Linked DNA regions of Mus musculus: region 2 is linked to region 1. A link is a loop called in an ENCODE intact Hi-C map of the cell type or tissue named here. Cell type or tissue: heart. All regions are shown on one strand. Each heading gives the region's core, and the rest is flanking DNA. Links, peaks and the distances in the headings are about the cores only. Region 1 holds the start of Adam12 (a disintegrin and metallopeptidase domain 12 (meltrin alpha)). Region 2 has its middle 100 kb from the start of Dock1.

Region 1 (15,179 bases), core at 3,389-11,388:
TTGGATCCTAACTGGCAGACAGCACTGGAGGGATGGATCTCAAGGCTCACAAGACAACCTAGCTCTTTGTTGTCTGAATTCACTAAGATCTGATTTTCTATACCTCAAGTTCCTGCCTCCATGCCTTCCTGCATGATGTTCCCTTGGGGCCATGAGCTGAATAAGTCCCTCTTCCTTCAAGTTGTTTCTGCCAGGTATTCTGTCATAGTGTCAACTAGAGTCACTAGCGTACTTGGTAGATCTCATTTCAGGGATATACCTGCTCCATTAACCAGAGAACAGCAGCTCTTTAAAACACAGGCTGGCTGGAGAGATGGCTCAGTAGTTAAAAGAAGAAGGTCCAAGTTCTATTGCCAGCACCCACATTGGGCAGCTCACATAAGGGGACCAGACACCCTCTTCTGGCCTCTGAGGGAACCTGTACTCATATGTATGTCCCCTGAATGTTCCTACATGAAGACACAGATTCAGGTACTAAGGTGCGTGTGTGTGTGTGTGTGTGTGTGTGTGTATGCATACGTGTGTATAGATAGATCAATAGATGATAGATAGATGGATGGATGGATGGATAGATATAGATATAGATATAGATATAGATATAGATATAGATATAGATATAGATATAGATATAGATATGAGACAGGTTCAAAACCCTAATGCAAACTCCAAGACTATTACCTGGATATTAAGGATTCAAACCAAGCCAAACAAGTAAAATCAGGTTCTCAGATCACATCCCAGGTCAAGTGAACACAGACTGTTCCTCTCTAAAACATACACACACACACACACACACACACACACACACACACTGCTGAAATCTTCTTCTGGCTTAAATGTCAAATGACATAGGAAAATTTTGGGTTCAAATGCAGAATGGTGCTTACCATACTCTGTGCAAGGAGGCATGGCCATGGATACCAGCATCCACTGGGGCGGGGGGGGGGGGGAGTATATAAAGGGCTTTGGAGGCCAAAGCATCAGCAGGAGCAGGCAGAAGGTCCAGGGACCCAAGGAGGCTGCCCAAACTTTAAAACGGTTGCCAGGAAGTTGAACTCTTAATGTATAGCCTTGGAATGACATAAAAGCTTAAAGGATTATATATATATATATATATATATATATATATATATATATATATATATATATATATCAAAATGAGGCTGAATTATTCAGCTTCTCCTCCTCATCTGTCAATTGAAGGCAAGGCATATTGAGCATTAGGTAAAGTCCAAGGAAACAGGATGAAAAATGACTTGCAGAAAGTAGGAAGGTTGAAACAGCAGTCTGTCCAAAAATCACAAGACTTGAGTACACATTTGAATTGGAAAGCAGTGTATCCAACCTGCATTATCAATTCTGTCTAAAATCAGATGGATCTCCAACTGCCATGAGCATTGTATTATGTACCAAAGACAGAGTACACAGACTACAGGATGCTTACCAGGCTGGGCTATGGCCTACTTTCCCTCATGAGATAGCCCTGGTATCCTCTGCTGTGGGAAGAAGCAGGAATAGGACAGGCTGCAGGATACTCTCCCCAGCACTGCATGAGATCTTGGTGTCTGGCTACAGTATACTCAGTGTTTCCTGGTATCTACATGCCAATACAAAAGCTCTGGGTTTGGTAAACTACTAGCCGCATATATGTAATGAAACAGCTTCATGGAACACAGAAAGAAGCTCCCTACAACTTTATTTAGATTGGGTCTACCTCACTTCTCAGGCCTGATATCCAGAGTTGTTTAATCCTGCTATATAGGATGCAGGCTGAGGGTTGTGGGGTTGCCCATGTGCCTCCAAACACATATTCAGAAATGCTTCTCAGAACTATCTTTGGGAATCAGAGACACAGCAGGAACAACAGAGCTTTAAAAGGCTCCTAGAATACACTCTGATACAAAAAAAAAATTTTTTTTTCAACTGTAATGAGCTCATTACAGCACCATTTAGGGCAGGAAGAAATCTACTTAGCTTCTTTAAATGATGGAGCTTCCGTCCTTGAAAATATTTTTGTGTGTGCAATTCCCACAGCTGCAACATTTGTCTAATTAGGTATACGTTTCACTTTGAGTTTTCATAGATTTTTGAAAACAAAGTTTTAAAACATTTTAAAATGACTTTAATGTTTGTTTCCACAAGGAAGGAAGAGAAGGAGCCAAATGACAGTGGGAGGAAGAAAATGTCAATTGTTGTGAGAAAGGCGTGGCTGGCTTCCAGTTGGCATGGCAGAGTCACAGGTGCTTCCCCATGCCTCCTCTTGAAAACAAAATAAAACACTGGTTTTTCTAACAACAACAACAACGATAACCATAAGAAACAGAGAATAACAATAGTAAGAAGAGACGGCCAAGCTGTGGGCACAACTCAGGGGTAAGGGTGTGCCATCCTGGCTCTTGTTCTTCACTGAGTTGAATGAAAAACATCCCCATAGTCTTGGGCATTGGGTCCCCCAGTTGGTGGAGCTGTTGTGTTGGCTAAGGAGGTGTGGCCTTGCTGGGGGATGTATGTAACTGGGGGTAGTATTTAAGAGTTTAAAGGCACCCATTGTTTCTCGTTTGCTGCCTCTGCTTCATGCTTGTAGTTCAAGATGTAAGCCCCCAGCTTCCTGGTCCTGCCACCATGCTAGTGCCTTTGCTCCATCATCATAGATTCTAATCTTCTGGAACTATAAGCCCCAATAAGCTATTTCTTCTATATGTTGCCTTGGTCATGGTGTTTTATCACAGCAATAGAAAAGGAATAACTAGACAGCCCCAGCACCACTCCAGAGAGAGAAGAGAGGGAGGGAGGGAGGGAGAGGGAGAGAGAGAGGGAGAGGGAGAGGGAGAGGGAGAGGGAGAGGGAGAGGGAGAGGGAGAGGGAGAGGGAGAGGGAGAGGGAGAGGGAGAGGGAGAGAGAGAGAAAAAGGGAGGGGGAAGGGGGAGACAGAGAGACAGAGAGCAGGCACGAAGGCACAGGAGTGCCAGCTCCCTGGAGAAGAGTGCCAGGTACCATGGTTTTGGAAAATGAGAATTTAAAATTCGAAGCTCCAAGTTTCTTGCAAAGCTGGCATGGTGGTTGCCTGCCTCCCCAATTCCAGGACACAGAATGCATGCAGGAGGCACTGCAGCACAGAATTGCTGTGCTCAAGAACGCCCCCAGTCCCACCCAGGCCAGATCATACAGAGGAAAGGTCAAAAAGTCCTGAACTGAAAACAGAAACAGTCAGTAGAAACAAGGACATGAGGGCATGATCTCCTCTTTACCCCTGTTCTGTTGAGCAGCCAGGGCTCTCAGACCCCAGAGCCGGGCTAAAATCTTCAGCAGGAGATAGGAGGATTCATTTTTGGAAAAGTAAAAAACAAAACAAACAAACAAAAAAAACAACAAAAAACAAAACAAAACAAAAAAACCGAAAAACCTGACGAACCCAATGGAAAACAATACATATGTTAGAACCAATGATATACGAAGATATTCCAATAAAATGTCACCTACTTCACCTATTGATAGACCCATCTGTGGATGCACATAGCTCAGTGTCCCAGTATTGAATGGCAACAGTGAACCAGAAATAGGATGTTTGAACAAAGTCAGAGATTCTACTAAAGGGGCCAATGAGTCTCAGATTTCACAGTGGCCCTGAGGTGAACAAAGAGTGCCTAGGAAGCACCAATGTATCCAGAGCTGACGGAAACCTTCTCTCCGTGACAAGTAGGCATGGCCCTTCTCTCCATGACAAGTAGACATGGCCCTTCTCTCCATGACAAGTAGGCATGGCCCTTCTCTCCATGACAAGTAGACATGGCCACTGCAATGGAAAGAAGGCAATTATGTAAGGGCAGGAGACATCTTTAAATGGAATAGAGGGGCTAGAAGCATAGGAAAATGCTCTCCCCCACCCCAAACAGATTAAAATGTAGAGATGGAAAATGACAGGGAAGAAGAAACAGCTGAAGAAACAGTGTGAGAAAGTAAAAATTTCACATGAAATTCCGATCTGACAGTTACACTGAGTTCCCAGTGTGATCACTGAGAAGACCACCACTAATAGGCATTTACATAAACTGTGACGGTTACCATTACAAAGAGAAGATAGTAACGTTCAGAAAGAAAATATACTTAAAAGATGAACAATGAACACACTGTTGATTTCTCAGGTTCCCTGGCTGTAACGGGCATGGAGACAATGAGGGAATTCCTTATTGAAAACAAAGGGCACATGACTTCTACCAAACTAGCAATCAAAGATGGGATGGGGAACACATGTAAGGAGAGAGACTAGAATGCTGGCCATACATGCATATATAGGTATATGCACACCGTATATGCCCTATCATATCCATACACTCAGAAGTGTGTGTGTGTGTGAGAGAGAGAGTGAATATGTAAGTGTGAAAGAGAGAGGAGCGAGGAGGAGAGAGGGAGAGGAAGCAAACAGAAAGGAAGGAGGAATGGAGGGACAAAAAGGGAGAAGGAGGACGGGAAGGACAGAAGGAGGTGGAAGGAGGAAGGGAGGGGCAAAGGGCCAGGGAAGGAGACCATCACCTCTACGAGAAAGAACTGTGCTCAGTTTCCTTAGGTTACTTAGTCTCATTTCTTTAAAACAATGTTTCCACAGGGAAGGAATAGAAGCCAAATAGAGCCAAATGACAATGGAAGGGATAAAATGTTTATATTATGTCAAGTGTGGCAATGATTTTATACATGTAAATACACTCTGTGTGTGTGTGTGTGTGTGTGTGTGTATGAAGGATACAGTAAGTAGACACAAGCTTTCCTGTTGAGCTCTAGCCTTTGTTTTTAAGATGCCTGTGTGGACAGCTACATATCTTCCCACCCAGAGTCCTGTACCGCTAACCAGGTCCTAGGTCATAAGCTGCCAATGAGATCTGTTAGCCTGCTAAAAGGCTTATAAAAATATTATTTTCTTGAAATAAAAAAGAGGGAATTGTAGATGCTTCAGCCTTTGCCTTTTCTGCTCTTTCTGCCTAGAATGCAGGTATGAGAATAAGGGTTGCAGCAGCCAGCATGAGACAACAAGGCCACAAGGAAAGAGTGGACATTAGCGTCTAAGAATGGCCGATGCTGAGTATGTACCGTGTTCTGACTGGGATGTACAGAGGATGTGCAGTGTTCCAGACTATATCACTGGCCTGCAACGCCTGTGAAATCATTCCTACATAGTTCACTTCATAGTGGCTTTCCATGTCGAAAAAACAAAAACAAAACAAAGACAATGACAAGAAAAACCCTGCCACACTTGTGTCTCCTGTTAATTGCAACTAAAAGCAGACTTCATACATTCACAAGTTATCCATCTTGGGCTGGAGAGATAGCTCAGGGGTTAAGAGTACTCACTCACTGCTCTTTCAGTAGATTCAGGTTCAGTATCCAGCACCTAAAGGACTACTCACAACCATCTGGAGAATCTAGTTTCAGAAGAGCTTGTTCCCTCTTCTGGCCTACACAGGCATTCAGGCTTGTAGGATAGACACACACGCAAGCAAAATACCCATGCATATAAGATACTTTTCAAAATGTGTATCACCCAGATAGAGACCTCAGAAGTTTCTGTAATGTGTACATTGCAAAAACACAAAAACAAAAGAAGGAAGAAAAAGGTATTTGCTTAAAAAAGAATTAAGGATGTGAGAAAACTTTCCAGGCCCTTGATTAAAGACAGCCTTGAAGCAATCGGTGAATCATATTCCTATAGAAGAACCAGTTTGAGGGGTCAGAGAGATAGCTCAATCTAGAAATTGCTCACTGTGGAACCATGAGGACCTGAGTTCAATTCCCAGGACTCATGCAAAAAGTCAGGTTTGGTGGTACACACTCGCAATCCCATGGCTACAAGGCAGGAGAGATTGGTAGGTAAGATCCCTAGGGCTTACCAGCCAGCCAGTCACACCTACTTGATACATTCCAACCAGTGATAGACATTGCTCATAAAAGGAGGATGGTAGCTAAGAAATGACACTGGAGGTTGATTGTCACCTGTCCTCTACATGCATCCCCACACCCATAAACTCTCACACACATACATGAACACAAAAGTAACCGGAGAGTTCTGAGAAAGGCAACTCCCAGGGTCTGACTGAGGATGGACTGTAACAACACTGGCTACAGTGTTAGAAAGAACACCCATGGGAAGATGAGAGGAACATCAAGTGTACAGCTCAAGAGCTCCCGGGACACAAGTGAACTTCTGCAGAGGGATGTGTGGATGGCAGCCTGGATGGGAATATGCACTAAAGCAGAAGGAGCTAGGGAGATGGGAATACACGGGAGCCTCAGGGATGAAGTGTCAGCATGAGGCATCCGGAGGAAGCATCAGACATCATCCCTGCAGCAGGGAAGACTGCTGTGAGTGCGGTAGTTGGGATCCGGGACTCTGTTTTGGATGTGTTTGTGCTTAGCTGCGCTGGAGCTCGGGGTAATGAACGAGGCTACGGTCAAACTCAGGATATGCTCAGCCCTCGACAAGTAATGATTCCTTTCGTCTGCCAACATGAATAAATGCTTCATGTGTTTGCATTTTCAAACATCCTCAACGACAGGACTTGGGGAACGGACTGAGAGTTGATTCTGAGACTCTTAAGTGTAAACACACCATGAACTTGGAATATTAAACCACAGTCCTTAAACCATTGCAAGTGTGTTGGCCCTACTGCTGGGCTGAAGATGTCTGCCCCATCCTGAGGCAAGGCTCTGTCTGCCGAGGCTGCAGCCTCCCTCCCGATGAAATAACTCCCCACTATTAGCTTTATTTAATAAACATTTGCCTCTAAAAAATATCAGCTGTGCTTGGACTTCTGTTTGTGTGTGTGGAGCACATGCCAAGTTCAAGGCCAATTCAGACATACTTTGAAACTGAGTTTACATGTTTCTAAGTACATTTGCTGTTCAACCTTCAAAGGAAACCGTTTGTACCAAACCCTCTCAAAAACACCTTTGACTGCGGTTTTCACCTGCAGGTCCCAGAGTTTTCTAAATAGTCGTCAGCGTTGTTGCCCTTTTCGCTGATGGTTGATATGTACAATTGTTTAATTTAATCACCAATTCGCCAAGTTGGTCTTTATTGCTGTGTAGGTATTTATGGGAGCTAGAATTTGGTTACATTATGGTAGACAGGCTGGGGGTCGAGGATAACAGTGACAGTTGAGAAATGAAATGTTTCGTGTTGGAAACAGTTGATGATGGGGGGCTAGCTAAATGCCTGATACCTAGAATCACAGAAATAAGAGTTGGAGGCCAAGGTGAATCATTCATTGGTGAACAGCGCCCCTAGCGGCAAAAGGGGCCGGCAGCAAGGGTGACTAGGGAAGCTCCCGAATTTTAAAAAGGCACCTGCTGTGAGTTCTCATTATACAAACAGGATCCACAGGTGCCCGGGCTTTAAGAAGATTCAACTCAGGAAAATACAAGTCTATAAAAACTCCTTTAATGTATGCACTTTTGTTTAACTCTGGAGTGGGTACTCGCGCTACACGAGGTCTTGGTGTAAGCCCTTACTTACCAAGGATGAGCAAGAAAGGGGAATGAGTTCTGTTAAAGTTTGATCCTTACTGACAATTAGCGAGTGAAGCCAGAAATCGCTAAGGGCCACGAAGTCAATTGAAACAAAAAAAAGTAAAGAGCGCTGCAGGTACACCTGTGATGGGAGGCCGCGGGGGGCGTCCTCTGCATCCCCCAGCTGTGTCAGAGCGGGGGTGGAAAGGAAACCTCGTGGGGAGTTGACTCCGAAGCTGGGTGAAGGAACTCACTACCCCACTGGATCAGGAAAACGACCCCACGCACACCCTCCCAGGAGACACGTGTAACTGTCAAGACACTGTGAGCCTTAGGAGCAAATGTCACTCCAAGACATTTCATTCAGACATTAGCTGCCTCAAGGCCCCCAAGCAAAGCGTCTTCTTCTCCCGTGCCACCCCAACCCAACCCCCGGAGTGAGCACCTGGCGGGGGACCAGTGTCAAGGCTCTGGGAGCGCGAGCCAGGGGGGTCCTCAGATGCGCCCTGGGTGCGTTTGCTCTCCCTGTGGCTGTGGCACTCGCGGAGACCCTGACTTGTAGCGAGGTGGCGGGGAGAGGACGCGCAGGCAGCCGCCTGTGCGGGTGACTTACCTCGGGCTGCACGGGGCGCCAGCAGGGCCCCAGCCAGGGCCAGCAGGAGGGCGCGGGCGGGGGGCGCGCGCCGCGCCGGGCGCTCTGCCATTGTCGCCGGCCTGGCGTGCAGCTGCTTCGGGGGCCCCGCGGCCAGCGCTGCAGCATCCCACGCGGGCGCCGAGCTGGGGGAAGTCCTACTGCCCTGAGTCTGCCGCGACCCCCTCGCGCAGCGCCCGGGTCGCTGAGCAGCGAGTCTAGCCTTTCATTTTTTCAAAAAAAAACTTTCTCCCCTCCCCGTGTGTGTGCGTGCGCGCGCGCGCTACTCTGGCACGAGCCGCCCTTGACCGTTGCAATAAATGAGCAGCCTGTCCGAGTTGGCGCCGGGGACCAGCGATCTGAGGGCGGGCCTGTGCAATGGATCCGCGGCCAGCAGTCGCCGTTCTCATTACCACGGAACAAATTAGCGTCTCCCCCGCACCCCGCCTTCCTGCGGCGTCCCGCGGGTCCTAGAGACCGCTCCGGGGTCCCCGACAGCCTGGGTCCTATCCACTCCCGGGGGTGGCTGGATGCAGGATACCCTCAGACCCCTTGTGCGAGCCGCCGCGTAGACCAGCTGTGTGGCGCAAAGGCGCGAGAACGCACACTTCCCAGCCTCAGGATGATGTGGCCGCGGGGCCCGGGGCGCCGGCAGCCAAGAGCACACGCGGCGCCGGGGTCCAGCTTTCCAGACTGAGGCTGGAAAGGATGACTGGGCTGCTAGCTGCTGGCTAGCTGGGAACCGGCGGGACGCGAGGAACAGGTCTGGTATATGGTGCACAGCCAGGCAGCCTGTGGCTGGACGTTCCAAACCGCCAAACCAGTACCTCACACCTCAGAAATAAGATTGAATTTACAGTAGCAGGCACTCGGGCACAGCGTTTTCGCTGTGGTGCTCTGGTTTTGATGCTGATAGATTGGCCAAAGTTTCCTTTCAGTTATCTAGACCCAGGAAAAGGTCCAGATACGTTCCAAACTTCACTGATCTTAAGGGGCACCTGGCTTGGCTGGTTAGAGATGCAAATTGCAGCCGGACTTGGTGATGCATGCCCTTCATCCTAACATTTGGTGGGCTGAGACAAGAGGGTTACTGCAAGTTTGAGGCCAACAAGGGGCTACACCCTGTCTGGTTCAACCTGAGCTACCAAGTGAGATTCTGCCTCAACAAAAAACCAAGATAGTGGGCAAAGCCTGACGGGGAGAGAAAATGCCAATTGCCAGGCAGCCTCCTACATCTTCAGAGTGAGCTGTTCTTCGGGAACACAGCTAGGCTAGCCCCAGTAAAGGGATGGAAGGCCTCACCTCAGGGTTATAGTTGTACCCTTCCCCGCCTTCTCATTGGCCTGACATATTCCTAATCGGACTCTTTGTGTTCCTGAGAACCAAGTGAGAAGCAGCAGGCGACAGACAGACAGACAGACAGACAGACAGACAGACAGACATCTGGAGAATAATGGCCACTGTGGTCCCTAACATGGGAACTTCTTAGAACTTGTAAGGGCTCAAGGGGATGCCACACCCATCCTGGCCAGTGAACCAGAACCCATCTTGGGCCTGGCAGTTTTCAAAGCCTTAGTTGATTACACTGCAGCTGGGGGTCGGGCCAACCACAGAGATTCTGTTCTGGTCCTACAGCTTCCCCTGTTCTGGGTCAGATCTACAGTATGAGGAGAGTCGGGTTGGGGAAGGCTGTGTTCCTGACCACCTCGCTGGAAAGTAGCCTTACTCTCCAGCTGCCTCTCACCAGCAGTGGTCTGCAGTAGTCTCTCACTTCAAAAATGACATAGGACCTTAAAAGTGAGAGGCCTCATATTCAAGTCAGAGCAGGCATCCTTTGAAATCAGCCCAGTCATCCATAGCCACCCTTGTGTGTCCTGGTATTTACGCAATCAGAATTAGCAATGTTACATTAGGGACTTGGGAAATGAAGCTGTAAAGAAATGTCTCTCACCTTCAAAGGCTCTTTGTTATTGTTATTGTTGTTATTGTTGTTTTTCTGTTCTGGTCAGGGCCTCTCTATATAGCCCCACAGCTGTTCTAGAACTCACTATGTAGACTACACTGGCCTCGAACTCACCGGAATGTGCCTACTTCTGCTTTCCAAATGCTAAGGCTAACTGTGTGTGCCACCACCCACAACTGGCAGGCTTTTCAGTCTTAGAGAACAATCCAGACATATGGATTTCATGTGATCTGTGATAAAGGGTCACCAACATCACTTCACTTTAATGTGCAGACAAAACAAACAAACAAACAAACAAACAAACAAAACAGCACACAGAGGAGCCAAGTGGCTTTCTTACACCCACACAGTGAAGAGTCCAGCCTCAGACCTGCCTTAGGAGCAGTGTGTCTTTGACCCTGAAATGCAACCTTCCCTCTTAGAGTCTGCTAAGTCTCTTAGGAAGAACTGAACACTGAGGCCTTGGTGAAGGGTCTTCCCACCCACCTGCTCCCTCCCCCAGGGTGCTCAGCAAAGATGATGGGGATTTTGCATCCTGGCTCTGCTGAGAGAGGTCCAGAGGGATAGGCTTAGAGAGTTCTGAGCTTAGTTAATTCCAAGACTGCTGAGATGTATGAGGGATGCAAAGCAAAAGACTTGGGAAAGATTTCCTTTGAGGCCGCCAGGACAGAATAGCTTTAGGATGGACACAGCTGTTAGCCCTAACCACGGATACAGAAATGGTTTATTCGCGTGTGCTGGGGAACTTTGTACACTCTCTTAATATTTCTTTTCCATTTCTTTTCCATGTTTATTACTCAGCTGTTGCTCTTTACTGTAAAAAAAAATAATAATAAACTTATTTTCTTTAAGCGTAGAAATTGCAAAGCTGTCTTCAAAAAGGCCAAATGTGCCCCAAGACTATCTTTGGTGTCTGACTGAATGAAACCCAACAGCCATTGCAGAAGAAGAAAGACAATTCTAGCCATGAGCCCTGTCGTCTTCCCAGCTTTCCGATTCACTGTGGCTGTGAAGCTCAGGCCTGGCTGCCACTCCATCCATAAAAACTTCACGTACATCAGCCGCAGCCAGCTAGGCAGAAAGCAAAGCTGGCGTCCGGCAGATGGTCTGCCTTTGGATGGGAATTCTGCCTCCTCGTTCACAGGAAATGGAAGCCGGCATGGCTGGCATTCAATACTGGATTGTTAGGTAATGGTGTGAGGTCAGAGGCCAGGATCTGCTCATTAAAATTTCAGATAGATGGCTGCTTGTCCCTTCCTTTCTGGAAGAATTGACCTTTGCAGCACTGTTTCCTGTGTGCTATTTTTGACTAACAGCCTGGGCATTCACAATGAACAGGGGGCACTTATGTCTTACCCAAGCTTGCGTTTAGCTCTATTCCCATTGAGTACGAGCAGAGGAAACACGGAGGCAAATTTTCCTCGGGTGAGATTTTACAGGCAGCCTCTCCAGTGTGGGCAGCTTGACCTATTGATGGAACTTGAGACAGCTCACAAAACAGCTTTTCTCTCTCCCTGCACAGTTCCCAGGGCTTGCTGCAAAAGTAAACAAACACAATGGCCCCACGATGGAGATTCTTGGAAATCTTGTTAATTCCATCTCTTAGACTGAAATTCCTGCTCCCTCGCAGCCGGTAGTAAATGCCATCCATTTTCCTGTTTCTTGCTTTAAGAGTTTCTCCTTCCTAGAACCCAGGGCTTCACCTCCATAGAATCCTGCCCCCCCCCCCCAACTCTCACCACCACCACCACCCCAGTCTCCTCCAATCTTCCAGAGTCAACTACCATACAGATTCAATACTTAAGGAAAATGAGGGTGGAGGGGCACTCATGGATGCTGAGTCAAAGTAGACAGAAGGAAAGGGTACCCTATCTGTATGTGTGTGTGACCTTCCTATTGGACTGCCCCAGGTAGAGTCTTCAGCTGGAGGGAATGTCATTTGCTGAGAAAGCCTTGAAACTCCCATGGCAGGGGCTGGCCCGGGGAGTAAGTAGAAAACAAATAGGATTTCTACACAAAGAGGTAAACTCACAAGAAGGATCAGAGGGTTCAGTGATACTCAGTTCCTTATTTCATGGTGAGCGGAAGAGCCCTTTGGCTGTGACAGCCTGCTCTGCTGAAGTGTGTGAGTCCTGGGTCCTTTTTAATTCAAGTCACTCAGCCTGAGGGAGTCCTGTCCCATCTTTGTGAGGGTGCTCAAGCATCATCCTGGAAAAGGACTGAGGTCAGGAGCGAGGATCGGAGGGTGGGTGGTATGAAGGAGGCATCCCAAAAGTGGCTGTTCCAGTCTCTGTCAAGCTTTCAAGCGACAGTAGCTCCAGATGGTATTTAACCCCAACCTTAGGAAAGACCCAAAGTCTAGCCTCAGCTAAGCTATCTCCAAATTCCTGACACACATAAAGCCCCTGAGATAATCAGTTTTGTTTTGCATCATTTTTTTTTCTTTTTCAGGAAGAAGGGGTATTATACCACAATAACAAGCACACATTTACGGAAGCAAATACCCATGTCTGTATTGGTTTCTAGCTCCCAGGACTTCTGTGTCTCCTCCAAGAGCAGCTGCCTTGTTCTTGAACATTGAATACAGGTCCCTATGTTCCTCAAGTTCCACAGGCTCCTGAAGGCCAGAAGAGCTGGAGCCTATTTGGGCTAAGGAAAACTTGAAAGTATTTTGGGAATAAGTTGGGGGTCTCTAGACGATTTCCTTGCAGGGGAAGAAGTGGGCTCGCCTTTACAGTAACTGCATGGAAGGCCAAGCTTCATACATGAAATTCCTTCCCTACCTGATCTATCTGGTGGCAAGTTAGAAGGATTGCTTCTCATTTTCTGCCCTTGAAACTAGAAAATAACCGGACACAGGCCTCTATCCCCTGACTGGATTCAGTTCCTACTCCACCCTTCCTATTTTAAGCAGATCACCCCCAATTTCTTTAGCATGCCTCTTGAGTCCTGTTCTTAAGCTCAATCAGGTTTGTTGCTGTCCTCTGGGCCTGTTCCAGAGTCCTGATTTCTCTCAACCAAGAAGGCCAAATATGGCCCCAGAGATCCTAGAAGTGTCTGTGGAAGGGCAATGGAGACCTGGGACTTTTGCATTATGTGCTGGGGTCTCTGAAGTGGAGACCACTAACTCCTCTGTAGAGTTTGTAGAGTTGTAGCCTAGTTCCACTTGGAAGTTGAAAGCAACTGGGGACACTGTTTCTCTGGATAGCTCTCAGACTGTCCCCTGCCTGGCTTTGCTTGAGGCACACACACACACACACACACACACACACACACACACACGGCCGGGGCTTCACAAAAGGTATTTTAGCTTCCTTCCTGAATCCCAGGTCTGAGCTTCTGGTTTCTCTCCATTCTGTACCCTGCTGAACATGCTTATCTGGGGCTGCTTCCTTCCTTCCTTCCATTAACCCCTACATGAACTCAGGCAGACAAGACACCCAGACACTCAGTGTGTTTTGCCCATAATACTAGCATTCAGGAGACTGAGATAAAGGAGATTTTTAAAAGTTTGAAACAAGTTCTGGGCTACAGTGCCTCAAACAGACAGTATCTTGCCTCAGACAGACAGATAGACACACAGAGAGACAGACACATAGAGAGACAGACAGACAGACAGACAGACAGACAAGACAAGACAAGACATTCAGAGGTTCTATTGGCTAGCTGTTCTTCCTCTAACATTCCAGTCTGGGATCTTGAAATGAATAAACATCTCCACCAAGTGCAGATGTAGCAGGACCCTTTGCCATGGCCCTGCCATTTACAATGCCAATGAAGAGCTGGCAAAGTTTCAGGGTCCTTGCTGCCTTCAGAATTAGCTCAGATCTCTCTCATAGAGCACATACATTCTCTGAGATTAGCAAACAGCCTGGCTGGCTTCTTCCCACCCTACCACAGCCTTTAATTCCACGAGCTCACTCACATCTTTAAAACATCTACCATGCTATGGTTTCCCATATGCCCTTCCAAGGCTACCCTCCCAGGCTCTAGGCAACACCAGCTTCTCTGTAATGTCTTTCTATGCTCTGAGCTGATGAAGACCTCCTTTTACTGTCTGCTGTCCTGTGTAGCACTGCTCATCTGAGGCTGCCCCACTAACCACGGTCATCATGACTGCATGTGTCAGCACCTGTCTGGACCACTCTATGATAGGACCATGCCTCACCAAGAGCTGACACAGAGAAGGACATCAGTTTCTAGTTGCATGCTTATGTGAGTCACTGTACCTCCATGTTTCTTCATGGATCTTTACAAACGTTCTTCTCTATAATTTTCTGATCCAAATTCAACAGGGGTGGTTCTCTGGAAGTATATCTATTGCCGAGGTCCAAGAAGATAAGTGGACAATATTTCATCTCTCCCAAATCACTGTCCCAATAGCCATTCTAATTATTCTAGTTAAGGCCCATTACCACCGCAAATCAAGTTAGACCTGATTTCCACAGAGTGGCAATCTGTGCGTGTTTTACAGTCTAACCCCCCTGATTTTTAACTAACTCTATTACTTCTGGTATTATTTTTGAAACAAAATGAAACTCTCTGCAGGCTCCAAACAACCTCAAACCATGTTTTGTTCTAGTAATCAGACAATGGATAAGATTGTGGTTACTTGAGGATATTGCCAACAATGGAAAAATTAGAAGAGAGCCTGAGTCAGAATATTTTTGAAACCAGAAATGCGTGTTGGTAATAACTCAGAGAATCACATGGCAGAGTCTCAGAGACAAAATCAAATTTGATTTTCTTTTTAAAGTCATATATTAGACATAGCCTCATATATTAGACAGGCCCTTCCACCTGGTAAGATGCCAAGAAACTTTACAAAATCTAGTGTTGGGAAATCAGAATCCTCTGCCATAAGGAAAATCCTGTGTCTCATAGGGATGAGATGTAGAGAGAGTTGTGTGCCTTATGGAAAAATGATCTACAGTGGGCAGGAAGCAGTGGTGTCATTAAAGAAGAGACGGTTAAAGTAACTGCCATCCCTACGTCTTAAGCTGCTTGGGCGCTTTTCCATCACCTGGAATGAGGCTGTGTATCACCCTAGGTGGGGGCGGGTGTGAGAGCTGGAGCCCACATCCAGTT
Region 2 (15,179 bases), core at 3,358-11,357, 340 kb after region 1:
TGATAATTATGAGCAGCTTCTAGGCCTCCAGCAACTAACCCTGTTCTCTGCTTTGTGCCTCCACAGAGTGCCACTGTAGTCCACAAATGCCCAGAGCCCATGTAGAATCAGATGTAGTGGTATACATCTGTAATCCTAGAACTTCTATTGGTCAGATGGAAGTAGGGGGTAGAATGGGCTTCTGAAGAAAAGCCAGACACTCCCTTTGAGGGGAATAGTACAGGACAAGCAGCATTCAGTGTGACTCAGCTTCCCTCCCATCACCGAGCTCTTGCTCACCAGACTCCCTGCCTACACTTAGCACCAACAAAGTGACTGTCTTGCTGAATCCCAATTTAAGGTACAAGACCACTGTGAAGGTTAGCGTTGCCTCTCAACTTGACAGGAGCTGGGAGCACCTAGAAGGCAAGCCTGCAGGCACACCTGGGAGGGCTTCTCCTCTCCTGCTTTCTCTTCTTGCATCTCTTTTCTACCCTTACAGTTTTTCTAAAGATTACTTATTTTCACTGATGTCTATGAGTGTTTTTATTGTGTGTATGTGCACTGAGCACATGTCTAGTGTTTGCAGAGGCCAACAGAGGGTGCTGGATCCCCAGACACTGAAGTTTCTAACAGTTGTAAGGTTCCATGTGGGTACTGATAACGGAATCCAGAGCCTTCATATAAATAGCAAGTGCTATTCAAGTCATCTCTTCAGCAACTGTTTCCACAGATTCCATCCTCCAATGTCCCAATTACTTCAAGGGTAGAGGGGGAAACATAGGGGATGTTGGCACAGGATGTGGTCCTGAAGAATCTTGAGCTGCTGCCATCATCATGTTTAGGTCATTATGCTGGGCAGTTTTATGTCAACTTGACACAAACTATAGTCATCTGTGAGGAGAAGACTTTAGCTGGTAACATGCTTCTGTAATACCTGGGTGTAAGCAGGCCTTTGGATATTTTCTTAATAATGATTGATAGGGAAAGCCAGCCTACTGTAGGTGGTACCATCGCTGGACTGGAGGTTTGGGGTTCTATAAGAAAACAGGCTGAGCAAGCAAGAAGGAGCAAGCCAGTAAGCAGCATCCCTCCATGGCTTTTGTATCAGCTCCTGCCTATAAGCTCCTGCCTGCTTTAAGTTTCTGTCCTGACTTCCTTCAATGATGAACAGGGAGGTGGAAGTTTAAGTCAGATAAACCCTTTCTTCATCAAGTTGCTTGTACACATTGTGTTTAACCACAGCAGCAGAAAAATAACTAAGACAACCATCATCTCCCTTAGCCCCAGATTTGATATCTCTGTCTTCGTGAGTCTTGGTAGCACTGACAGACTGAAGTGTGTTTAGAGCATATGGAGCGTATGGAGACATTTAGTGATCTGCACTGTAGCTCAGGGTTCAATAGTACAGAGTGACCCTCTTGTCCTTGGCCTTTATGCTAAATGAAAGTAAGAATTAAAATTCAACTCTTTCTTCCACTGCTTTCTTTAATGAGAAAAACAAAATTGAATTTGAAGTAGATTAAATAACTCATTTAATCTTGCTCGAGGTGGAAGGCATTTGTGAGAAGTGATGACGTGTGTTGAACCATTTAAAGGACTCAAGGCTCAAGTCATTTAATAGTCAGTGGCACACAGGGTCTCAAACAGACTGGAAGTTCCTGCGTGCTATGGACTTTCTATTATCTCCTCTGTCATTCACACCATACAAAGGATCAGAGGACTGGAGACCATAAAAAATGTCCTCTGCACCAAGACAGCTTAGTTGGTAAAGTGCTTTGCAAACGTAAAGGCACAACTTCAGTGCCAGCAACCACGTAAAAAGCAGAACATGCTGGCAATGCAGATCTATAGCCCCAGTGCAGGGGAGATGGAGGCAGGTGGATCTCTGGAACTCACTGGCCAGCCAGCCTAGCCAAGCAATCTGTGATTTTCAGGTTAGTTAGACCCTGTCCCAAAAGTACATCTGAATGGTGCCTGAAGAATTACACTGAAAGCTGTCTTCTGACCTCCTTATGCATGGGCACATGCTTGCATGAGCACCCACACATACACAGGCAACCTCCATGAACACATACATACATGCATACATACATACATACATACATACATACATACATATTCAATAGATGCCCAAACTTTAACAGGCAACAACTCCAAATACATACTTCTCAGGCTGCTTCTTGAGAGAGCCTCCTCTTTAGGACCAAGGCAGCCAGGAAACACTCAAATCTACATACTGAACAAGTTTCACACCTGTCAGAGGGGACCCATAGGAAATGCCACCAGCTTCTGAATAACAAGGTGCATCCTTTAAAGGTGTCCATGTCCTCGGGACAATATATTGGTGATCAATTTATAAAACAAACAGACCTAGCAGGAAGAGGGATTCCACAGTGCTAGTCCTTCCTGCATTCCATCCACCCCTAACTTCTCCTTGGCTACACACAGGCCTTGACATGCTAGAACCGCATCCATACACATGGCAATCTCTATCAGTGTTTTTGGACAAAACTGGACCAAGTTTAGAAAATTGAAAATGGCTTCACTTAGCTTTACCTTTGAGTTCAGTATCCTCTCAATGGCTTGGGGTGCTTGAGGAGGTCTGAGAAAGCATGTGTCTCAGCAGCTATAAAATACTTTACAAGCTAACAGAGCTAAGGGTTTGGAAGAAGCTATCTCTACAAGGGCAGAGGTCAAAGGTAGGAATGGACTATGGACCTACAGGAAGAACAGATTCAAGGGAGGACACCCATTCAGGTTTGGGAGTGCCTTGTCCTAGGTGTCCATCAGACAGGTGGGTGGAGCAGGAGAATAAGAATTCTTGGCAGATGCCTCCATCAGAGCTTTAGAGGTGGGTGTCATTAGGCTGTGCTGCATATTACATATATGTACAGACAAGGTGCAGATTCTTATCCTGCTTAGGACCAGAAATACCTCCGGACCATGTACCATTACCATAAACATTAAACCACTACAGAAGTTATAATTACAGAGAAGTCTCTTGGAAATATCTCGAGCTTAACAAACCCTTTAGATGAATTTTGTCAATCATTTATTTCTTTGAATTTCTTGAAAGCTCATGGTGACAGCAAATGACCACAAATGCATGACATTCATGGATCTTTCCCACCAGGAACCCAAAGGGACTTGCCTGTCAATCTTTCCCTGTCGTGGACTGACTGTTGGGATGCCTGAAGCTCTAGGTTCCCAATCAGCAGCCTTTAGATTTCTTTTCCTCTGTGGCTTCTATGGTTGACACTTCCTAAATGAAAAGTATGTCTATACGGGATGGTTGGTTGTAATATAGTATTAAAGAAAGGGCATGCAGGTTTGAAAGTCCATCAAAGTTGCCTGTGTCTGAAGTGTTCCTGGTGTTCTTGACAAAAGATCAGAACGGCAGAGAAATTAGCTCAGCGGCTAACATCTTGAAATGGAGACTCACAGGCATGGAACCAGCTTCCCCAGGGCTGCTCTTTATGCTCAATATACTCCCTCCTCAACAAGGAACCCCAACTGGTTTTCATGAATGCAGGACCACCTTGATCTAGGTCTCTGTGAGTTCCCTTAAAGGAATGACAATCATTCCTTAAACAACACACCAAGAGATCACAGATCTGAGTGGGGCTTCACTAAAGCCAGTGCGGACTCCTGAGGGCATGAAACACACTTTCATAATTCCCACTGACAATACTGTGCCTGGATGATATTGTCCCTGCCACTCTGCTGGATTTGCTGTAAAGAAAGCTCCTGGAAGCAGGATGGAGTATGTGGGGGGAAGGGGAGGTAAGCCATCTATTCTATGGAGAGAGCCCCTATTAAGAGTATCTGGCTTGAATACATTTGTCTATGGGTTGAGCCTCTCAAAGTAGGATTTTAATAAATCACTATTAATCCATTTATATAATCCACTACTTGTGGCTTTCTATAGACAACATAATTTACCAAGAAGCTGCCCTGGAGTATTAGTAGGGACCGGAGTAAAAGGTGCTACAGATGTCAATATCAGCTTTGGATACCTAAGAGCTCATGAATACAGCTGCTGGTTAGACCCTGTAACTGTTCAGCTGGCTGACAGGTATCCTTCTTTACTTTCTATTGTTGTGAGAAGGACCAAGACCCAACGCAGCTTGGGAAATAAAGGGTTCATTTGGCTTATACATCTGGATCATGATCCATCATTGAGGGGAACCAAAACAGGATCTCTGGCAGGCCAGGAACCTGGAGGCAGGAACTGAAACAGAGAGACTATGAAGGGATGCTGCTTGCTTCTGGGGCTCACATTTACTACCGTTTTTATTCCTACTAGGACTACCTGCCCACAGTGACCAAGCTCTCCTTCATTGATTATTACTCAAGAAAATGTCCTCATAGACTTGCCTATAGGCCAGCCTAATGAACAGACTTTCTTAACTTTCTTTTTTTTTTTTCCAATTTTTAATTAGGTATTTTCTTCATTTATATTTCAAATGTTATCCCAAAAGTCCCCTATACCCCCCACACTCTCCTACCCACCCACTCCCACTTCTTGGCCCTGGCGTTCCCCTGTACTGGGGCATATAAAGTTTGCAAGACCAAGGGGCCTCTCTTCCCGATGATGGCCAACTAGGCTACCTTCTGATACATATGCAGCTAGAGACACGAGCTCTGGGGGTACTGGTTAGTTCATATTGTTGTTTCACCTATAGGGTTGCAGACCCCCTTTAGCTCCTTGGGTACTTTTTCTAGCTCCTCCATTGGGGGCTCTGTTCCATCCAATAGCTGACTGTGAGCATCCACTTCTGTGTTTGCCAGGCCCCGGCATAGCCTCACAAGAGACAGCTATATCAGGGTCCTTTCAGCAAAATCTTGCTGGTGTATGCAATGGTGTCTGTGTTTGGAAGCTGATTATGGGATGGATCCCCGGGTGCAGCAGTCTCTAGATGGTCCATCCTTTCGTCTCAGCTCCAAACTTTGTCTCTGTAACTCCTTCCATGGGTGTTTTGTTCCCAATTCTAAGAAGGAGCTAAGTGTCCACACTTTGGAATTCGTTCTTCTTGAGTTTCATGTGTTTTGCAAATTGTATCTTGGATATTCTAAGTTTCTGGGCTAATATCCACTTATCAGTGAATACACATCATGTGAGTTCTTTTGTAATTGGGTTACCTCACTCAGGATGATACCCTCCAGATCCATCCATTTGCCTAGGAATTTCATAAATTCATTGTTTTTAATAGCTGAGTAGTACTCCATTGTGTAAATGTACCACATTTTCTGTATCCATTCCTCTGCTGAGGGACATCTGGGTTCTTTCCAGCTTCTGGTTATTATAAATAAGGCTGCTATGAACATAGTGGAGCATGTGTTCTTAACTTTCTTAACTGTCACTCTTCCCAGATGACTCCAACTTGTGTAAAGTTGACAAGAAACCAACCAGCACAGTTGAGTTTTAGTTTTGGTCTTCTGAAACGTGGCCTGGTACCAGCAGGCAGTATGAGCACATGGGCATATGGGGTTTCTTGGGTTTCTTTTTGTTTATAGGAGGTAGGGCAATTGATGATGACTGTTAACTGGAGGAAGAGACAATATATGTCACATATTAAAGAAGGTAAAAGCAAAATTTTATGAAAGCAAAATGTAGATTGACAAGTATGAATGTGTGTATGCGCATGTACACAGGTGTGTGTGTGTGTGTGTGTGTGTGTGTGTGTGTGTGTGCATGTGCATGTGCACATACACGATTGCACCAAGGAAGAAACTCTTCCTCTAGAAGAATCAACTTCTCTAATGTAGTGTGGGGTCTGTGCTTCTTTGCCTAGAACATAGGCTCTGTCAGCGCAGGAGAAGAACCAAAGATGCTATAGAGATATTTCTTATTAAAGGACCAGGATGACAAGTTTCCAAATGTAAACTGTTTTTGTTTTGTTTTGTTTCTTGTAAGTAAAAAACATTTAGCTGTATTGCCTCCATTGGTGATCAGGACCAGCCTTTCATGGCCAACCTCAACATTCATGGTTACTTTTCTCAGTGTTAAGATCTCTTCCTCAAAAAAAGGGGGGCATCTCTTCCTCTTCAAAATCTATCTACTGGATAAATTGGGTCTGTTTTGGCCAGCCCACAAATAACTAAATGCCCATGTCCTCTGAAAGGAAAAGCATCAGCCCAGGACCCCCAAATCCAAGTTCTCAGTAAAAGGATATTTAGTCGCCCCAGGAGGCAGAGTGCAGGGATAAGGCACAAAAGCAGGAGATCGAACAAGAGAGAGAAGGGGAGGGAATAAAGGAGAGGGGAGAAAAGGAGAAAGGAAGAAAGGGATGAGGTGCTTGACCCAGAGTGAGACGAAGGGCTAGCTCTGGATAGAGGACCCAGACATGGCACATAGGAAAATGGCAGTTTATAAAGAGACAAGGGGAAACCCCATGTTAGGATAAGGTGTTTATTTTTGGTTGGATGTGTTAATTAGGTGAACCAAAGGGGCTTTTGATTGCTGGACTTCAACACTTTGATAGCTGGACCTTGATAGTCAGTTTGGTGAGAATATCAAACACACCATATGTCAACCCACATAAGGGATGGAGCACTGCCTGGTAGCCTGGCCTCTCCTGTCTCAGAACCAAGATACACACTACTGTCCAGCTTCAGCCATCCATGCCCTGCCTCCACTCTGGGATTCATTACAAAGGATGCTGCCCAGGCAGCATATGAAAATCATTGAACAAACTACAAACACACTGGCCCAGACTCGGCTGGGCTATCCCTTCTGTGAGGCCCAAATCACCTTGCATTTTCCAACATCACAATCTTGGTCAGAGGAATTTCAAGCCAGTTACATTTGGGCAGCTAGAGATAAAAGTAGTTTCCATTACATAATACAATCTTTCACTCCCCAATCCCAAGCCCTGGCTCCCCTTCCACTTGACTGAGCTACTGACTGGCACCTGAACACTGCATTTAACTAAACTCAGCAAGGGCCAGAAGGCAGAGGATTCGGCTCACAATTCCAAACCACCCACCAACCTTTCCCTGACACCACTTATTATATTTTAGTGTCGGAATCAATTGAACAGTGGGTTCTAAAGAGAACAACGGAATGCATTTGTGCTCTGGGAAAAGACAGCTTCAGCCATAGTCATCCATCACTGTAAGATACAAGGGGGAATGCCTTCAAGAGGCTCATTTTTTTTTTCAACTGCAATATGCCAGCAGAGCGCATACGGATTCCATAGCATGTAGAAACCACAGAGATTTATCCTCACAAAGCAGTGTCTGAGCCAAAGGAGACCGTAAATCTCAGAGAAACTACCTTCCTCTGTGGAGAAGGTGATGGGGCCATTTGTACCTCCAGGTACAAACCACATAAAGGTTAGAGTGCCCCCTGGTGGTAGCTGCATTTATTTGCCCTGTGCAATGCCTGCTTCTGTTCACTTCCTGGGAAGACCAAGGCACACTCCAGTCACACTCAGTGCACCCAAGCTAGATGTCCCAGGGAGTCCAGAAGTCCACAAAAGTACATGTGCCCAGTCCTAAAGAAGAGACTCTGAGATGAAAATCAAAGCAACTGACGTATGACGTAACACCAGGTGGAAATGTCAGGTATGCTCAGACACCGTTCCCTTGTGTCACACTGAGAATTGACATCTGGCAGACGAGGGAAGAGGACATGCAACGTTTTCATGGTTTACACCCCTGATCTGCTGAGAAAACACAATCAAGAAATTATCCAGGGCAAAGAATATAGACCTAGGAGTAAAGGGAGCTAAGGTAGGACATGGCATAGCCACTTGATGGTCAAATGACAAGGGTAGAGTCACACAGAGTCAGTCTACAGCTTGCCAATAAGTTCACTCAGCTATGAGTGTCCTGGTTATATTTGAACTCTGTTTAGTTTTGTCAACTTGACACAATTATCTAGAATTATCTGAGAATTATCTGAGAAGAGAGAACCACAACTGAAAATTGTGGTTCTCCATTCAGGAGGACATTTTGTTAATTAGTGATTATTCAAGAGGGTCTGGTCCATTGTGGATGGAGCCAACCCTAGGCCCTGGTATATATAAGGAGGCAGGATGAGCAGGTTAGAGTGAATAAGCCAGTAAGCAGCATTTCTTCATCTGCCTCCAGATACCCCTGCATGATGAAATACAAGCTGTAAGATGAAATAAATATTTTCCTTTCCAAGTTGCTTTTGGTCATAGTGTTTATCACAACAACAGAAAGAATAACTAAGGAAGATGGGAGCATAGCTGTAAAACAATAGCTAGCAAAAAGCAACATAAGGGAAGAAGGGTAAGTGTGGCTTACAGTTCAAGGGACCAGTCCATCATGGTGAGGGGAGCATGGCAGCAGAGCAGAAGATCAGCTGGCTCCGTTGTACCTACAGTTAGATAGGAAGTATTCCTAGGCTACAGAGCTTCCAGCAAGGCTCTGCCTCCCAAAGGTTTCACAATACTCCCACAGTTTGTTGCCAGCAGGGGACCAAGTTTTCAACCATATCAGCCTACAAGGCACATTTCACATTCAAGCCATAATGGGATCCCACCTTATGAAGTCAGTATTCCAACCAAGCAAAGCAGCATGGGAAAGGGCTCATTGCAGAGTCTCTTAGACAGCAGGCAGTCCCTACATGGGCATTGCACTGAGAGTGAACTGCAATGTACACTATTGTACAACCTTGATGTCGCTCGGTGAGACTGGAAGGTAACAGTCATTTTAAAATTACATTCATGTTATCAAACTCATGTCCTCTTTCCTCTGAGACCCCAAAATAAAGAGAGATAAAGATGAGCCATCGTATGCGCCCCTTATTTTTTTCTTTTCCAAACTTTCTGTCGTGGCTATTGTACTATTGCTATGAAGAGATACCATTGACAGAAGCAGCTGTTATAAAAGGAATTATTTAACTGGAGGCTTTCTTACAGTTTCAGAGGATTAGTCCACTATCATCATAGTAGGAAGCAGATAGGCGTGGTACCAGAGCAGTAGCTGAGAGCTTTATATCCTGATATGTAGGCAGCAGGCAAAGAGAGAGACACTAGACCTGGTGTGAGGTTTTGAAACCTTAAATGCACCCCCAAGGGACACACTTCCTCCAGCTAGGCCACACCTTCTAGTCCTTCTCAAACAGTTCCACCAACTGAACACCAAATTGTTCAAATCTATGAGCCTATGGGGGCCATTCGCACTCCCCTCCAACTCAGTGATCTCAATCTAAATTAACAGACTTCTAAACATGTTTTTGACAAATATCTTGTGGGTTTCCAGTCAGAGAATTCCTATTTTCACCAATCTTACTTGCTCAAAATGATCCAAAGTACTTCCTGTGGTCCAGGGAACCAAGCTTGTGACTATCAATTTTAAGATGTCAACGATCAAGGCTTATATGAGTCATCAATTCAAAGTCTGAGATCCTACATGTCACATGTACTGTAGTGTCGCATAAAATGTACCGGCACTTTGTATATTGGGTGGGGGTGGTAGTTACATAGACCTACACAGATACATACACCACAGACAAGCTCTGGACATCATGCCAATGTCAGCACCCTGTAGTGACATTGTACTAAAGTTAGATGAGGTGTTACCCTTGGGGTGTGTGAGTGAATAGTATATGGGACTTATTAATACAGGTTTTATAATTAATGATGAACGTGAATTTTACCAAAATAAAAAACTGAGATAATAACATACCAACAAGTTTGCCCAAAATTGACTGCTTATAGATATAATAATTATACTTTGAGATGATAACATTATTAAGAGCAAGCTATGAACACAAATTAGAATGGTTTATATTACATTTTACATTAAAGTTCAGCACTTTCTCCAGCATCCTCTATATTTGGGTTTTAGTATTTTTTGCATTTTAATCTTGAAGTGAAGATGAGCCTCATAGTAGATGGTAGGCCCTGGTTTAATTAGCTGCATTTCTTTTTTCTTACCGGCGATGGGAAAAGAGTTATGAACAAACTATCTAGGCTTTCCTGAACCCTCTTTAACTTTACTTGAATCTTAGCCATAACAACTGACAGTGTGTAGCTCAGGCTCACATCCCTAAGGTGACCCTACCTCCCTTACTTCGCCTGTCTGAGCAGATCACTAAGGCTGAATCTACTACTTGCTCTGAAGCATACCTGAGAGAGCACCCTACTTAGATGACTGGCAGTTGGCCTAACAGCTTCAGGTAGGATTGCTCTTAGCTCCCTTCTGGAAATTTAGTGTGAATCTAGGACTTCAGCCAAACAACAGCTCAAACAATGTGCTCTGCAGAAGAACACTTTAACGTTGGCTGCTAGGGTGACCATTTGTGCTTTAAACACTGGGATCTGAGCCAGCCCACGTCACAAAGGGAAAGAAGCATGCATAAGGCCCTAGAAGTAACAGCCAATGTGAAGAAGGAACTATAAATGAAAGGAATTATTCTGAGTGCAGTGTTGATGGTTCAGAGTTTGAGAGCGCTTGCTGCACAAGCATGAGGACCTGAGTTCAAATCCCAGCTCCCATATAACAAGCTCAGTATGGTCTGTGCACAGCTATAATCTTAACTCTGGGAGCAGAGACAAGGGTGTTGTTAGAACTTGCTGGATTTTGGCCTAACAAATAAAACAAAACAAAACAAAACAGAAAACTATGAGCTCCAGTTTCAGGGAGAGACCCTGCCTCAAAAGAATATGTTCACAATTATATACACGTAGATCCACACTTAGCGCACACACACACACACGTACACACACACACACATAATGGTTTTTTTAAAGAATATAAAAGTAAAGAAATCATTATCACTCTCAGACATTAAGATTGAGGGCATGCTGTTACTGAAGCACAGGGTGGCATATCCTTCCTAATGAAGGGATGGCCAAGAAGAAACATGTTATGTTAGATAGCCATTTTTATTACTCATGACAGCCATGTTCTGTAGGAACACTGAACCTGTTTTTATTACTCACGATAACCACTGAACACTGACTCTAGACTAAATCACTGTCCCGGAGGGAAATAGAAAGTCGGGTTCCTGCAAGCTCAAGGTCATAGCATTTCAACTGAGCAGCACATGAGCTTGCTTTCTGTGGTTATTTAAAGACACCTTGCCTGATACTTGCTTTCACTTGTTAACACGCGGCTTAGTCGGCAGCAGTGCAAGTCAGGCAGAGTGGGGTTCCTGCATGCCTTCAATGATCCATTTTCATCAACTGATCAGCACATAAGCTTGCCTTACATGTGTTTCTGCTCAAAGACTTCTTAGTGCATTTTTCATTTGTAATGTGAAACACGGCCAACAGTAACAAGCCAGGCCAGATCAGAGCTTTGTCTCATCAACATGGTTTCTCTGGTGAAGCAGTTCATAGTTTTCTTCTGGGTCATTCTGAACAGCAAAACTACTAACTAGGAAAAAAAATCTTCAAAAGATAAGGCACAAATTAAGCTGCATGAAGGGCCCTCATTCACAACAGGAAAGATGAGCACCAGCTGTCAGCTTTGGCTGGATCCAAGCACAATGGCTGACCTCACTGAGAAACATCTCCGCAGATGACAAGGTTAGCTCAGAAGTGTTGATGTGGGCTTATAAACAGATCTTAGAGAGAAGGTGAGTCTATATACACTGAACTTATGGAAAGAAGTTTTTACTATTGCTTCAGAAGGTTAGAAAGTAAGACATCTGGAGCCTCTGGATAATGAGCATCCCACAGGATCTGGACTGGGAACACAGCTCAGTGAGTAGAGAGCTTGCTGGGGATACTCAAAGCTTTGGCTCAATATCAAGTTCTCCTCCCCCTAAATTTCTAATCTGAAGGTCCAAACACTAAACAACAGTCATGGCCCCACCAAAGACTTATCTGCAATGTTCCGGACACTGTTGTTTGTATTGAAGGTGAAAAACAGCAGTATTTTGTTGTAGAAAATTTTAATCCCAATCCAGGGTTTCTACCCCACCTTTGGCCATTTAGTTCCCAGGTAAAAGACACTCACGACCTTAAACCTTAATCAGCACTAGAGCTGGGCAGACGTCTATCCTCTATGCTATTAAAATCTATTTCATATCAACAATCCTGAGTTATTTTTTGCTATGTTTCATCCGGGCTTCTCTTAACTCTAGTTGGCCAGCCCTCAGGGTTGTTTTCTTGACTCCTAACTCATGGTGACTTCCTCTTCCTCTTCACCTTCTTCTCCCCCCTCATGGTTTCCCTCTGGCTCCCAAGCAAGTCAGTGGCCACGTGTCCACCTGACCAGATCATCCTGCTCTCTGCTGCTGCATGCAGAGAAAGAAGGGGAAATTGCTCTTGGTGATTCCTTTCAAATTAATATGATGTGCTTTAATATCCCTTATGACAACATTAGGAACCACACATAAAATACATATGCTGTGTACTGCAATCCCATAGCTGTCTGGAATAAAAGATCCTAAGTAATTATTTGACTTGTGCCCTAAACTAGTCACATTCCCAAGGAACACTCTTGGTGTATCTAAAAAGCACACTAGATTCTTAGACTTGCCCTTTCTCAGGAGAGGACCAGGTGAGCCTGCCAGTTGGAGGAGAACAACTGAGATTATCTGTTGTCAAAGATAAAGTGGAGGCTTTGAGACGAAAAGTGGATTGTGGGAATTATGTATATGTTGCCACAGGCTGGACAGCCTTCCTTCCACTCAGCGTGAAATACCCTCTGATGTCATCAGTGCTGAAGATAAATACTCAATAATTTTTAATGAAGCATGTCAACACTTGTGTCAGCCATCTTGATAGGAAATGATTGTTCTCCCTTTGGCTAGTGCAAGGTGTTACAGAAATTTTCCATGGGTAAAAAGATTCCAAGATAGAAAAATGTATTTGAATAGAAGGGAGAACAAAGGCATCTTTGGCATTTCATATCACACACTGTTACTAACTTTGGGGACACTGGTACCTTCTTTCTTAGCAAAGTATCAAAGACCAGTGACAAATATTGGGGTGGTAAACCTTCCCCCAGATACTGAGGCCAAACTTGCCCCATTTGCTTCAGCCAAATATTACAGCCTGCTGCAGGAAGCGGCAGATATGAGAACCAAGCTTTTCTGCTAAACCAGACACTATGCGGATTTTTCAGACTGGCTCAGCAATGCTGGTCTTCTCGCTACCTTCTCTTGGAAAATGGAGCTTATTTTGACTAACGTGTTACGTTAAGATGCTATGCACTGGCCTGTTAGTGTTATTCTAAATGAGTCAATGCTCTCAGCATCTCAGTTCTCACGTGGTGTATCATGGCAAGTGTAACTCGATGCACCAAAGGTCTTGAGGATCCCAGTAACCTAAGTGTTTATGGAACTGTCGCTCATGTTATCGCCTAGCTAAATAACAGGATCATCACGCCATCTATGAATGCTGTTCTCGTATAGGTTACAGAAGACTGTAGACCAGAGAAAGGAGAGCAGGAAGAGGTGGAAGGAGAATTGGAGAGTGAGCTCACACTCTTTCTTTCCTAACAGGCAGATGACGGGCAGTTCCTGTCCTCCCTTCTTATAAGAATGAGTTTCCCAAGAAAGGTGTTTTTAAACAGAAATCAAGCTGGCTTTAGAGCTACCAAGCACTTTGCTCAGCCTCCATTTGACAATACTTCCTAGGCTGCTAAGCATGGGAATTTGCAAGGATCTGTTATTCCTGAACCGTCAGAATGGCCCCGCATGGCTGTGTCTTCAGCTGCTGTTATTATTCCATTTTAATTAGAAATCTTTATGGCTTTGCCTTCATCATTATCACTGTACTTTCTCGTGAGCTATTTGGTTTGTTACATAATGAGACAATCTATTAGCATCTGTGACATTTTGGGTCCATAATTTTCCAGTTCCCAGATTTAGCACTGTGTGTCATGGTACAAATACGAGCCCTTCACACTCCCGTTGCTAAGATTGGTGAGACACCATTACAGGTAATTATATAATGATAAATACTTATTGTTATTTAGTTGTTATATAAGTAATCTCCTCAGAATTTCTTTGGACAGTGAGGTGGTTTTTGCAGTTCAAAATGTATTTTTAAGATGTGAGGGTGACTCCTTCCTATACGTCTGGCACTGGGGAGTCTGAAGTGGGATTATGAGTTTAGGGTCTGCCTAAGTTACATAGTGAGACTTGGTCTGATAGCTGGGGGTGAGGCTGGCATTTGTCTCTCCAAAAACTAGTGTCAATGATCAGAAACACATGCTGACAACTCCAAAATTATCTACCAGTGGTTGAAATTGAAATTGAAATGTGCCAGCGGTTCCATGGGCCCAGCCATTTCCATAGACTAGCTTCCTTTCCAAAGTCAAAGCCATCCTCTTTCCAATACTAAACTGGCTCCTTGTAAGTATTCTCATCACCAAAACTGACCCCTGCTCTTGCCAGTCCAGTCTCTCTACAAAATTCACCTACCTCCTGGGCATGCTTCAAACTAAGTGTCTTGGCAACGTGGCGTTATCTTTGACACAGCTTATGCTGGAGAAAATCTTATCATATTTCAGGGTAATTAACTAGTTTGTGTCGAGAAAACTCATAGCTATCCTGGGACATGTTCTTGGACATGCTGGGACTCTGTCTGTGCATCCAACTCTATAGCTCTCACCCCCAGAAGCTCTACTCACTCACAGGATATTCCCCTCTAGGTATCTCTCTGGCACACAGTAGGTCTTACACAAGATCTCTCTTCTCTGCCCTCAAAAAAAAAAAAACCCAAATAAAACAAAAAACAAAAACTAACACTCCTTCTTCACTCCTGCCTTAGACCCAGGAAGCCACCTTAGTGGCCACTCACAGCCGCTTTGCCTGCCTCTGACTTTGTGTACAAAGCAACAGTGAGAGAACATGAAATACAAGTCACAACCTGCACTATGTGTATAATTTAAAATGTTCTCATAGTCCTATTTTTAAAAGTAAAAAGAAATAGGTGAAGGTAAGGTTAACAATATGTTTTATGGAACCCACTATTCCTAAAATATTGCTGAATTGACATGTAGTCGATATTTTAAAAGTACATAATTAGTGAACTATTTCATGGTCTTTCTCACTAGGTCTTTACAACCCAGTGCAGGCTGTGGAGAGTGCATCGTGATTTGAACTTGCTACATCGCACATGCCTTGCATAGTGGTTTAAAATAGCCAACCCCCCCTCCCATAGAATCATATGTTGTAATGTTGGACCCACGGGGAGTAGCATTATTAGGAGGTGTGGCCTTGTTGGAGGAAGTGTGTCCCTATGGGGCTAAGCTTCGCC

Evidence for each region. A loop is a pair of places that touch in the nucleus more often than their neighbours do. Peaks named below come from ENCODE experiments on the same cell type or tissue, not always from the same donor. Only the 100,000 strongest peaks of a DNase experiment are listed, where the experiment ranks them.
Region 2: a loop joins it to region 1, with 4 times the contacts of the local background. A loop is called at or near these places in 2 of 42 quality-filtered maps.

What each region holds. Positions count from the first base shown.
Region 1 is chr7:134,216,677-134,231,855 of GRCm38, forward strand. Adam12 (a disintegrin and metallopeptidase domain 12 (meltrin alpha)) reads right to left here and starts at 8,421. Exons shown (of 23, transcript NM_007400.2): 1 at 8,111-8,421. The coding sequence starts at 8,201. In heart, for the core only: a CTCF peak has its summit at 7,285; DNase peaks (open chromatin) are centred at 7,995, 8,535 and 11,285; H3K4me3 peaks cover 2,403 bases; H3K27ac peaks cover 3,094 bases; H3K27me3 peaks cover 1,173 bases.
Region 2 is chr7:134,559,187-134,574,365 of GRCm38, forward strand. No RefSeq gene overlaps it. Among named protein-coding and RNA genes, the nearest start is that of Dock1, 100 kb to the right of the region's middle. In heart, for the core only: a CTCF peak has its summit at 7,342 (motif pointing left); a DNase peak (open chromatin) is centred at 7,345; H3K27ac peaks cover 255 bases.